2 separate regions of the Homo sapiens genome follow, and region 2 is linked to region 1. The links are chromatin contacts, found by Hi-C in ENCODE. All regions are on one chromosome and are shown on one strand. Each heading gives the region's core, a stretch centred on a gene start or an enhancer-like site at or near the end of the contact. The rest is flanking DNA. Distances are from core to core; before and after follow the strand shown. Region 1 overlaps DDR2 (discoidin domain receptor tyrosine kinase 2). Region 2 holds the start of HSD17B7 (hydroxysteroid 17-beta dehydrogenase 7).

What was found. A loop is a pair of places that touch in the nucleus more often than their neighbours do. Pooled maps may share reads with other maps.
Region 2: a loop to region 1 is called in a pooled map, with 2.9 times the contacts of the local background. The contact joins the promoter of HSD17B7 here to the enhancer-like site in region 1. A Hi-C loop is called at or near these places in 1 of 50 pooled maps.

Annotation. Positions count from the first base shown.
Region 1 is chr1:162,660,459-162,666,478 of GRCh38, forward strand. All of the region lies in intron 2 of DDR2 (discoidin domain receptor tyrosine kinase 2), which reads left to right. Among named protein-coding and RNA genes, the nearest start is that of DDR2, 31 kb to the left of the region's middle. Within about 2 kb of position 3,278, at least 2 of the 41 ENCODE cell types and tissues checked have a DNase peak (open chromatin) inside an H3K27ac peak, as active enhancers do.
Region 2 is chr1:162,787,568-162,793,587 of GRCh38, forward strand. HSD17B7 (hydroxysteroid 17-beta dehydrogenase 7) reads left to right here and starts at 3,135. Exons shown (of 9, transcript NM_016371.4): 1 at 3,135-3,268; 2 at 5,092-5,295. The coding sequence starts at 3,234. RefSeq lists silencers at 3,063-3,122, 4,519-4,719.

The DNA.
Region 1 (6,020 bases), core at 2,028-4,527:
CAAAGAGCTTGTTAAAAATGCAGGATCTAGGACCTCAGACTAAATCAGAATCTGTAATTTGATTGGCCTTTGAGACTTGCTGGTCTCCAGATGTAATGTATACACATCACCTAGGGATCATGTTAAATGCAGGTTCTGACACTCAATTACTTAGGTAATGATCAAACAACCAGATCTTGAAGTTTTCTAACATCAAAGCAGCAACTTCCTTTCTAGAGTTGTCACCGGACACCTTCCCTCCTGAGAGTGACACTTCTGCACAGAACAGATGGTTTATGACAGGAGTTGGAAAACTGTGGCCTGCTGGTGGCATCCAGCCTGCCACCTCTTTTTGCAAAGAAAGTTTTATTAGATCACAGTGACGCTCATGTATTTACATATTGTCTGTGGCTTCTTTTGTGCTGTACTGACTGAGTTGAATAGTTGTAAAGGAGACTGCATGACACACAAAGCCAAAAGTATTTACTATCTGGGACTTTATAGAAAACAGTTTGCTGACCCTGGCTTATGTGAGTGACTCTAAATATTTCCTTAAAGAATCAAATAGCTATACTCTCTTGCCCCAGTGGCAAACTTCGCAAGCCCATCTGAATCCATGGCTATTCATAGAGAAGCTGAACCATAAACCGTCATTCCCAGGCAACCCACAAAGGGTCTTGAGCCTAAAATTGGTCTGGATAATGGTACCACAGAGCCTGTGACTTTCCAAAATCCATTTAATATGTCCCTCCTCAAAGAAATGGTTATAATTTTATATAATTTTATTGAGCTGACTCCCTCCTCCACAAATTGATTTCATTAATTGTTCAACATAAGTCTGACTTTCCCCAAGAATTGGAATCAAAAGGAAATTCTGAGTAAAAATATATCTGGGACCAAGGAAATAAAAAGACTTGTACAAGTTGGTTATAATACACATTTTACTCCTAAAAAGGTAGCGTTGGTTTTGGCCCCACTCTGGCCTATTCACTGGGCAGACTGTATGGGCTTGGAGTCCTTCTTTTAATTCCCTTGGAGAATCCCACCACCTGTCTCTTATTTGGGTTTTTGAATTGTGAAATGATGGCACACACAAGCTCCAAGAATAGCTGCGTGTGTACACCAAGCATACAGAGACAGAAGGCAGAGACTTAGGCCAAGGATCAGGAAATACAGAAGAGAAGCTGGCATGGAGGCATCTGCTCCACAAACACAGTGAAGCCGGAGGTTGTAGGAGGAGGGAGGTGGGACCCGTGTAATCACTGGAGGATGTGGGCACTCTGCTCTGCTCTGCAAGTCTTGGAGATCTTGGTTTTCTTTCCAGAACCAAATTTCAGAGGAGGTGGGTGTAGGAGAATTGAGATTCTTTTTCCTCATCCAGAGTTATCTGGGGCCAAAGAGGTTTAGGGTGAGATTCTGTGGGAATCTTTGCTGTAGCTCCAGAAGCTTTATTCTTACTTAGTTCCTTTTCCCTTTGTCTGCATAGTCCAGGACACTAAAAGGGTTTGTGAAGAGTCCGGGTAGACATAAGTGGAGAGTCTTCTCCTTAATTCTAGAGTCTATCTTGACTTCAACCAATTAAAGATTGTAGGAGTGAATTAGAGCCCCTTATGTTAAACCTTGTTTCTTGGAAGCCCTCCTGGAATTCCCTAAGATGCAGAGCTGATTAGCTTAGCTGGTCAGAATGTGAAGGTTTTAAAGCCAAAGTTATTATTTGGGCTGATATTTTAGACATTCTCTTCATTGGAAGAAGTACAATGTATTCATTCATTCATTCATTCACTCATTCATTCATTCACTCAGTGAATATCCATTGAAAACCTATTGTGTAACAGGATGCAGGAAAAACCTGAACTGGAGAGTCAGACACATCTGAGTTCAAATTCTAGTTTCTTGATCTGTGAGCTAACTAACACCTCATTCAGCTTTCCATCCAGGTGACATAACCACCCCAGCTTCCTTCCCTGAATCTGCAGGTTAGGTTGGACATTTACTTCTCTGCTTTTGCAGCAACTTCTACACCGTCTGTTCTCATACCACATTATATGGAAATTATCCATTTGCAGTCTGTCTCTCTCTCCAGATTGTAAAGTCATTGATAGAAAAGAGCTTCATTTCACATACTTTTTTACCCTTAGTGCCTGACATATATTAGAAATTAGACATATGTTTATTGCACTGAAAAGAACCTAATTGTGTGGCTTAATTTCCCTAAAGCATGTGTTTCTCATCTGTAAAATGAAGGTGATAAAAACATGCCTTGTGAGTTTTTTGTGAAGATCAAATCAGATAATGTTTGAATGAGTGTTTTATAAATATGAAGTGCTTGCAAATACTAATAGTTGTTCTAATATCTGGATTGATTGCGATTCAGTAGAAAACAAGCAGAAGAGAATCAAGAAAGTATGTGGAGGTGTCCTAGTCCACTTTTTCTAAACTGAATAACTGAACGAGGGGGATCTGGAGACTTCAGCTTCTGAGGCACAGTTTGGGTGTGTGGGGTTGACACGGGACAGAGGACCCTTTCCAGCAAGCTCGATGTCTCTGCCATTAGATTATATACTCATAACAGTGGGGATATGTTTTATTAATTTCATTGCCCCTTTATTCACCCTAAGCATAACTAAGAAAGTGAATATGTAATAATTGGATTTCAATGGGCATTGCAAGGCCAAAGTCTCCTGCCCCCCAAATCTCCCAGTATCCCTGGCCTGTATGTATCTTTTCTTGAGAACCTGAATAATGGAACCATTAGATTGAAAACATAGATTGGGGAGAAGAGAGTGAGTTGAATTTGAAAAATGTTGAGTGTGACATCTGGCAGTCAAATATGCAGGGCTGACTCATTTCACTTTTCATGTGTCTGTTTTAGCTCACAAACTAGACATAGAGCTCATTGTACAGATTCCATAGTGCTTAATGCACTGGCTACCCCTTAAAAAACCTATAGAGCTTGCTGGAGGGGGTCCCCTATCTCATGTCAACTCAATAAATAAATATGTATGGATTTGTTGCAAAATATTGGATTTTCTTTTCCATGTAAGTAACAAAGAACTGCTGCAGATATTTGAGCAGAGTTGTAAAATGATATGAATTTTGCTGTGAGAAAACTTGATCTTGCTGTAATGTATGAAAAAGACTAGAAGGGAAAGAAGTTGAGGGTGGAGAGTCTTGTTAGGAGGGCCAGGATAAGAGCAGGTGGGCGGTGAAGGAGGCTGCGGCAGAACCATGCCAAGCAGAATGGAGTGGAGGGGACTTGACTACACAAGAGGCTGGTGACTCAGCTTTCTGCCTAGTATTAGTCCTAGAGAAGTCTCCCTGCTCTGGGAAGACCGGTGTCTAGCCTCATGTGGCTTCGGAACAAAAGCCAGTGATTGCATCCAAGGGAAGATAATGAGAAACACACAGGCCGTGAAAATCAGGAAAGCACCACTAATCTTTTTGTTGCAAAACTTTACTTTTCAAAGTCCTGGGGAAGGGTGCAGAAGCCTCAGCACGTGGACTTGAGCCCTGTACTCGGAAATGCAAAATGGAAACCCCCTAATAGATCACAGAACTGAAAATATCCAAGAGTCTGAGAGGCTGGGGGAGGACAGGAGTGAGAAAAGGAAGGGGGCTGGAGTACTGATCAGAAGATAGGAGAAAGCAACAGTGCAAAATGCGGGGAAGGGCTGAGTAGACATTCAATTTAATCTGGACTTTTATTTTGCTACAAACTAATTTTATGAAGACTTTTTTTGCCCAAATATTAAATATTTATTAATTAAAGATATTAAAACAGGAAAAACTGCTTTCATTCAATAAAAACTCTAGTAATTCTTCCTAACTCCAGAATTGTATGTATATGTTTTACCTATTAAATAATCAGAAATAGAAACAAATTAGACAAGATACGTGAATAACCTTAAAAATTTTCCATAATATTTGACTTAGGAACTTTAGTTTTATGAATGTACTCTAAGGAATACCCTGAAAAGGACAAAATCTATACACAAAGATTATACACAAATTTATTATAGAATTATGTACTAAAAAACCCTAAATGACCAGCCTTGAGTATATGGTTAAATATATAAGTTATAAGCCTTTGGGTTTTGAGAGTTTTAGATAACACAAGAAGGTATTTATGATATTATATTAAATCAAGATAAAAGTCACAATGTAATATAAAGATATACAATCAATGATGTAAAAGTACATAGAAGAAAACTCTAATGAAAATATGCCAAATTGTTAACTATGATGACTTTTAGGTTACGGAATTATGGGACCATTTTTGTTTCCTTATGCAATTGAAAAGTCATAAATGAGCATGCATCACTTTTTCATCAGAAAAATAAATGAGTTACATATTTTTTTAAAGGGAAGATATTGTAAAGGAATATTTGTTGACAGAATGCATTAAAAAACCTAGGTAATTTCCTTATTTCCCTGGGATTCTGAGAATTTTTTTACTCTTGGGAATATCTTTCCTTGCTCTTAGTTATTTTCATATGTTAGTCTTGTTCCTGGGGATAAAAAATGGTAAGTTTGCTATTTGAGCTCTGCTCGAACATATGGAGTAGTTCTCTCTTACATATACAGAATTGGTTTGACATTCAAGGTCTTTCAGAGTCAAATCCCAATTGATCTTCCCAATTTCACTTCCCTTAGTTTCCTACGTATATTTTCTACACAAATCAAAAACCTTTTCAGACTTCCTATTTCTTGTACATGTCCATAACCTCCCCTTTCTGAAACTCTACTTGTTCCTGGGGACAGAATGTTCACAGAGCATGCGTTAAACATCATAAAGTGGATCGGGAGCCTCTTTTAACATAAGGCTGTGTGATTTTGACAAGGCAGTTAGCTCACCCTCTAGATCTCAGATGGAACACCTGTAAAACAAGGGACTATGTTGTAGATGGTTGCCAACATTCCTTGCAGTGCTACAGCTGAGTGAACCTTGTTCCCTCATGGCCCTAGGTGTGCTCATTCATCTGCCTGCACCTTGTCTCAGGTTCCCACTGCATCTTAAGTGGCCCCTGCCCACCCCACTGTCAAATTTGACCCTTCCTAGCTCATGTACCATTTCCTTTATAATGCCGTCCTCAGTGATTCTGATTAACAGGGACTTGCATGTATGATTTTTTTTTTTTTTTTGCCACTCATACAGGCTGCCTTTTATCAAAACTATGGCACATGTCAATGATATAACAGATAATATCATTTGAATAAAAAGTCAACTCCATGGGGAGGAAAAAAACCTACTTAAGTGAGCTTTAGAGATAAAGGTGAACACTTCTCTAAATCCTTTGTTTATGGTCTGTTAATCAATAAAGTCCAATCTGTGATCCCCAGATACATAAGAGGAGAAGGATATGTAGACTATTTATGATATTTCTGAAAATCCTAAGAAAAATCACACACAGGCCCACAGTAAGTCTATGTTTCTTTATTTTGAGTCAGAGGATTTCTTTTTTCCATTTTTAACCAGTATAAATTGGTTTAAACTTCATCTCTTGAATAACTCCTAACATGACCAGAGCCCTTTTCTTCCTTCAAATTTCCACAAATGCATTGCTCCCCTTTTTTCTTTTCACCACCCATATGTCCATGTTGGACAAAAACCATGAAGGAAGGAGGTTGAGAAACTGTGTACCAAAACGCCAAGAGCATCTTTGCCATGTTCCAGCACAAAGGGCACTGTTAGAAGGAGGTGATCAGAGTCATCTTCTGACTCAACCTCACAAGAGGAGTCAGGTTAGATGAACAGTTCCCAACTATTTACTCTCCTCTCTCTCTCATTCTCTCTCTCGCATTCTTTTTCCTTCTGTTTTTTATTAGCAGCACAAAAGATTTTGAAGTGCTTAAGGGCAGAAAGCTTGCCTTGTTCATCTATGCAGCTCTTGCTGGGACCAAGTATGGTGCTAAACACACGGTAGACATTCAGTAAGTATTTGTGGAATGAATGAATGAGCAAATGAAGGACAGGTGTGGCTTCGATGGCAATGGGTCAGTGTGAACTCCGGAAAGAGTATGCAGAGTTATAGTCAAAGTGG
Region 2 (6,020 bases), core at 1,885-4,384, 130 kb after region 1:
AAGCTGTCTGGACTTCACTTAATTCAGTCTGTCTTAGGCTGGCGGTCATCCCGAGACTGCGGTAATGCTGAGCCTCCACAGCCCAGGCCCTCTCCCTTCTTTATAGAAATGATTTTTTTATGGGACAGCCACACAACCAGGTCTTCTTCTTATTCCTTATCACCTCTGAGCTCTAGAACATTTTAAAATGAGTCTTTGGGTCTAGACTCTCACAATTAGGCTTAATTTTACTCCATGACTTTCAGAAAATGTTGTTAAATTGTGGTCTCTTTAGAACAGTTGAAAGTGGGATAAGCGTAGGAGCTGAGTTCCACCCCCATGATAAAGAAATTTTATTGGCCGGGCGCGGTGGCTCATGCCGGTAATCCCAACACTTTGGGAGGCCGAGGCAGGCAGATCACTTGAGCTCAGGAGTTCAAGACCAGCCTGGCCAACACGATGAAACCCCACCTCTACTAAAAAAAAAAAAAAAATATATATATATATATATATATACACATACATATATACACACACAAAAATTAGCTGAGTGTGGTGGTGTGTGCCTGTAGTCCCAGCTACTCGGGAGGCTGAGGCAGGAGAATTGCTTGAACCCGGGAGGCGGAGGTTACAGTGAGCCGAGATTGCGCCACTGCACTGCAGCCTGCTGACAGAGTGAGACTCTGTCTAAAAAAAAAAAAAAAAAAAAAAAATTTTATTTAGGAATCTAATGTTCTAATAACCAGATTTGTTCTTTCAATCTAATTTTATTGATATAGGATAAATGATTACTAAGTAAGTTGGTATCATTAATCAAAACCTCTAGAATCAAAAGCCAATATAAATTATCTCAGTGTTTTATGGATCATTGCTGTTCATAAATAATTAAAACACTGAAAGAGGCCATTAAATAAAGTATGTTCAGTAGCGTTTGATGTATGATACACAGTTTTATTCTGCATGAGCTGGGGCTAGTGATGGTCCCATTACCAGTCTACTACAAATACAGAAACCTAGAGTAAGCATTAGAAACCTTTATAGCAGTTTTGTCACTGGAAGGAGGGCCTTGAGTGTGAGTCGTCCAGGTTTTTGGCCATTTGGAACGAAAAGTTGGACAAAATGCACAAAGTAACAAAGGAATGAAGCTGCGAAAGCAAAAGCAGGGATTTATTAAACTGAGAAAGCACTCCACAGGGTGGGAGTGGGCCTGAGCAAGTGGCTCAAGGGCCCAGTTACAAAGTTTTCTGGGTTTTAAGTAGTTCTTTTGAGGTCCCTATGGGCTACCCCTTATCTGGATGAAGGATTTGGTTTATGGCTAAGTAAAGGCTGAGGTGAATTTGTGCCCTATGCAGATGATGGCATGGCCCATGCTTAGTGCTTGGCCCACAGCCAATCCAAGGCACTTTCCCTTTCCATCTGAGACATGGTGGAAGTGTGGCAGGCCAGGTCTCACTAACAACTGTTTCAGTACTAAGTGGTTAAATATTAAAAGCCAGTGCCCTTATACAAAGGCTGGGATGTAACAAAAGCCCATCAAGAATTTTGCCTAGGCCTTTCCTGGGCCTCTTAAAGCATACAAAATAAAGAAAGAATTCTTAACCGGACCCCTTTAGGATTAAACAAGTTTTATTGTGGTCTGAAGAAACTCCCCAGGCCTCCACAAACAAGTTTATTGGGGGGTCTAAGAGAACTCCTCAAACCTCCACCACTTAGCAGGAGAGAATACAAGGGCAATCACCCCAGCACCTGGACCCATTTAGGTTAAGTAAATTTACTGAGGCTCCAGAGGAAGGTTTTCAGGACTCAGACCTTAGTTACAGATTAAAAGAAGTTAATCACTTATGTCTTTAGATAAATGCACACTTACACATAGACAGTTCGCTTAGAAGGCATATAAGCTCTGAAAAACTGTAATTTTGAGTTGGTCTGGTGATAATTTCCAGGCCTTCTCCCTGCAACCGGTTACAGAAATAAAAACTCTCTTCCTCCCCAGCTCATCTGCATCTCGTTATTGGGCCTTGAAAAATAGCAGCCCAACCCTCAGTTTGGTCTGAGAACAGAAGGTTGTAGGGAGAGTAGCCTTTGATCCTTTGCTACTGGGGAGTGGGGAGATGGGGTTTTTCCTTCTGGTTTAGCTTTAGGAAGTTGGTGTTAATTGACCCTAGGCTCTCGGCCCCCAGACCCAGGTGTTTTCCTTTTGATCCAGCTTTGGGAAGCCAGCACCAATTGGTCTCAGATTCCCTACTTCCAGCCCTTGCTGTTTTTCCTTGATTGAGCTTTAGGAAGTCAGCACGAAGTGGCCTTAAGTACCCTGCCTCCAAACCCTATTCTGCCTCATTTTGGCAGAGTACTTTTATATGTCTTGGATCTAATAATAAAATATCGGGGCTTGTGTTTTGTATGCCTTTTGCTTTTCTTTTTCTAGCACTTTATTTTTTTGTATTTTCTAAAAGCACCCATCTGGGATGGCTTGGAGACAAAAACAGGTCCTTTAGCACAGTTTGAGATGCACTGATACAGAAGGTTACAGCACATTCTCAGTACTTCGGAGAATGAAGTTCTGAGATTCTGATTCCACGCCACATTCCAAGTTTTGAATACTGGTAATTTACGTCTGATTCTACATAAAGTTCTTAATAAAATCAGTGCTCATTTTCTCAAATAAGCTTCTTTAGAGGAGGAGGTCTGGGATCAAAAGTTGGGCTGTGAAGTGGCACAATGCCTGGATCTGTACATCCAAAAAGGAGTGGAAAATTAGATGATAATCGCCCAACTTTGGCTCCTAGACCCAAACCTTTTCTCTAAAATGGGCACTGGTGCAAATACCGTGAGGCCTTCCTGCAAAGAAGTGCCAATCTCAGGCGCCAGGGCACAGACCCAGTGCGTGTCACAGATCCTGTCCTGAGTGCTAGGCCGGGTGACGCCCCCACCAGGATTAAAGATCAGGCGCCCGCTGAGCCCTAGGAAGCAGTGACAGACACCTGCGCCTAGGCGGAGCGAGAAGAGCCTGGAATGGCTCCGGGCTTTGCGTCACGCAGCTCCGCCCCTCGGCCTATCTCACCCGACGCCGTCTCCGAGGGCAGGGAACGGTTGGCGGACTGAGATTGGAGGGATCAGCTCAGACTCGATGACGCAACGGGAGGCGGGGCGTGGCCGTACTCTGATTGGTGACGGGTGAGGCGGCCCGAAATCGTAGGACTTCCGAAAGCAGCGGCGGTGTTTGCTTCACTGCTTGGAAGTGTGAGTGCGCGAAGATGCGAAAGGTGGTTTTGATCACCGGGGCTAGCAGGTGAGGCCTCCTTTGGGTTGGCAGAGGCGGCAGCGGATCAGGGGTCCGAGAGAGCAGGGGTCTGCGACCCTCCACGAACGGACCCCGGAAGCGCCCGCCCCTGGCTTTGCCTAGGTTCCCCGGAGTCTGCAGCAGGTGTGGGGCATGTCGGCCTCTTGAGGTGCTCAGTAACTGGTGCTTTGTATTAAACATGACAGTGAAAAGGAAAACTAGAGCATCAGTAAGTGATGAGTGTCGCAGTGATGATCCTGAGGTTATCAAGGCAATGGGGTACTCAGGCGGGCTCCGCCCCTTTTCCATCTTTGCCTACTGTTCGTATTTATCGTCAGTGCCCAATATTTTGCTCCTGACCACGTGATCATGTCTTATACTCCAGGTGTTTTGTCTGTACAAGCCTTTTGCCTACAAATTTGAACACCCATGAACATTAGGACGGTGGAGAGAAAACAATCCCGTTTCATTTAGCTCAGTGCTAGAGAGCTAACATACTCTTCAGAAACCCAGAGAAAATTAATCTTTTCCTATGAAGGCATGGTTGGGGTGCAGAATAACCAGCTCATAATAATTCCAGGGTTGCTCGTTTAGTCTCTCAGCCTCTTCTGTTGCTTGTTTTACCTGTCATTTGCACTTCTGTGAAAAATGTGTGGAGGATGAAGCCAATCAAACCATTTTTCTACTAGTTGCATTTGGCATTTTTAAATGATTAAGACAGAGGACATGTTAAACATTTAAGATTGATCCACTTTCAATTATTTAACCACATGCGTATTAACTAAGCCAGCTTGGTAGGTGTCTGCATTTGGCAACTTTTTAGCATACCCTCTCAAGTGACTTTAACCGTTGATTGGTGCTTCTTATGTGGAAGGTACTGAGTAAGTCAGAATTGATTTTGTCTGTTTCTTTTACATATATTGTGACATGTGCAATTGTATATTAAATGCCTACTGTTCTCATGTGAGGACAAATAAATATTTTTGATGCTTTGTTGTTGGTGCTAATAGATTACTGATGGTTCCAGGCTCTTTTTGGGTTTTAACTATTAACATATTTGCCTGGAATCAGCTTAAGTCTTGAAAGAGAACTTATTACCCAGCTTTTCATTGCTATCAGCCAGGCTGGTCTGACTGCTGTCACCACTCCTATGCGGTTTTACAATGCTGGTTTTGAAGTTCTTTGTTTCCAAGTGGTGTACTCATCTAATATTTAGTGTATTCCTACCTTCTACTTAATCATGTTGAGTTCTTTCTTTTTCTATTATTTAATCATAGTTGTTGAGAGGGATTTGTACATCCTGCCATGTTACTGATGCCTCATCCTGAAAGATTCATCTGTTCCTTTATCAGAGATTTCTGGTGCTCCTTATGGTGTTTACGATACCAGTAGGTGGTAGAGCCCTTGCCCCTGAGGAGCCTAGACAGCAAAGTCAAAATGCACATAGGAAACAGCTAATAAGATGCTCTTTTGAGCCCTTACTGGTGATATATTAAATCATTTTCATGAGTGACATAATAGGTACAAAATGAAAACCACTGGCAGGATAAAGCCCAGTAGTAGAAAAACTAAAGAACAATTCTTGTTTTCAGTCCAGTTATTTTGTCATTGAAGTTTTTCAAAATGAGAAAAACACAAACTAGGCTGTGTCTCAAGCAAGTGACTATTGGAGTGTAGGATTCCTCCCTTCTTAAATAATTGTTGAGTCTTTTCTTTCTATCTGGGCTTCTCATTGGAGGTCAACTTGACACAGTTTTCTGAACCAGAGAGAAATGCCTGTACCTGATGCCATCCCAGATAACCCACATCTTGTGTCTGAATTGTCCTCCCAGTGGCATTGGCCTGGCCCTCTGCAAGCGGCTGCTGGCGGAAGATGATGAGCTTCATCTGTGTTTGGCGTGCAGGAACATGAGCAAGGCAGAAGCTGTCTGTGCTGCTCTGCTGGCCTCTCACCCCACTGCTGAGGTCACCATTGTCCAGGTGGATGTCAGCAACCTGCAGTCGGTCTTCCGGGCCTCCAAGGAACTTAAGCAAAGGTATATCTCTTGCTGATGGATTTTTTTTCTCATGTGATTGTGCAGCATAACACTTAATAAAATAAGAGAGGAAAGAAAAACCTGAAAAGAAACAGGTGCGGTGTAAGCAGTTATGTTGAGGAAGTCTGTATAGGGTGACCCATTGTGTCTCAGTACCACGTTTTCTTTCTTTTTTTTTTTTTTTTTAAAGAGATGGAGTCTTGCTCTGTTGCCCAGGCTGGAGTGCAATGGCGTGATCTCGGCTCACTTCAACCTCCACCTCCTGGGTTCCAAGTGATTCTCCTGCCTCCACCTCCTGAGTAGCTGGGATTACAGACATGCGCCACCATGCCTGGTTAATTTTTGTATTTTTAGTAGAGACGGGGTTTTACCATGTTGGTCAGGCTGGTTTCGAACCCCTGACCTCGTGATCCACCCGCCTCGGCCTCCCAAAGTGCTGGGATTACAGGCGTGAGCCATTGCGCCTGGCCAGTACCACATTTTCAGTCTCAATCATGATCATAATTATTTCATGGAGACTAATTTATGAGTACATCCTGATGTGTGATCAGTTGGTACTGGGATTACAGGCGTGAGCCATTGCGCCCAGCCAGTACCACATTTTCAGTCTCAGTCATGATCATAATTATTTCATGGAGACTAAGTTATGAGTACATCCTGATATGTGATCGATCAGTTGGTGCTGGGATTACAGGTGTGAACCATTGCACTTGGCCAGTACCACA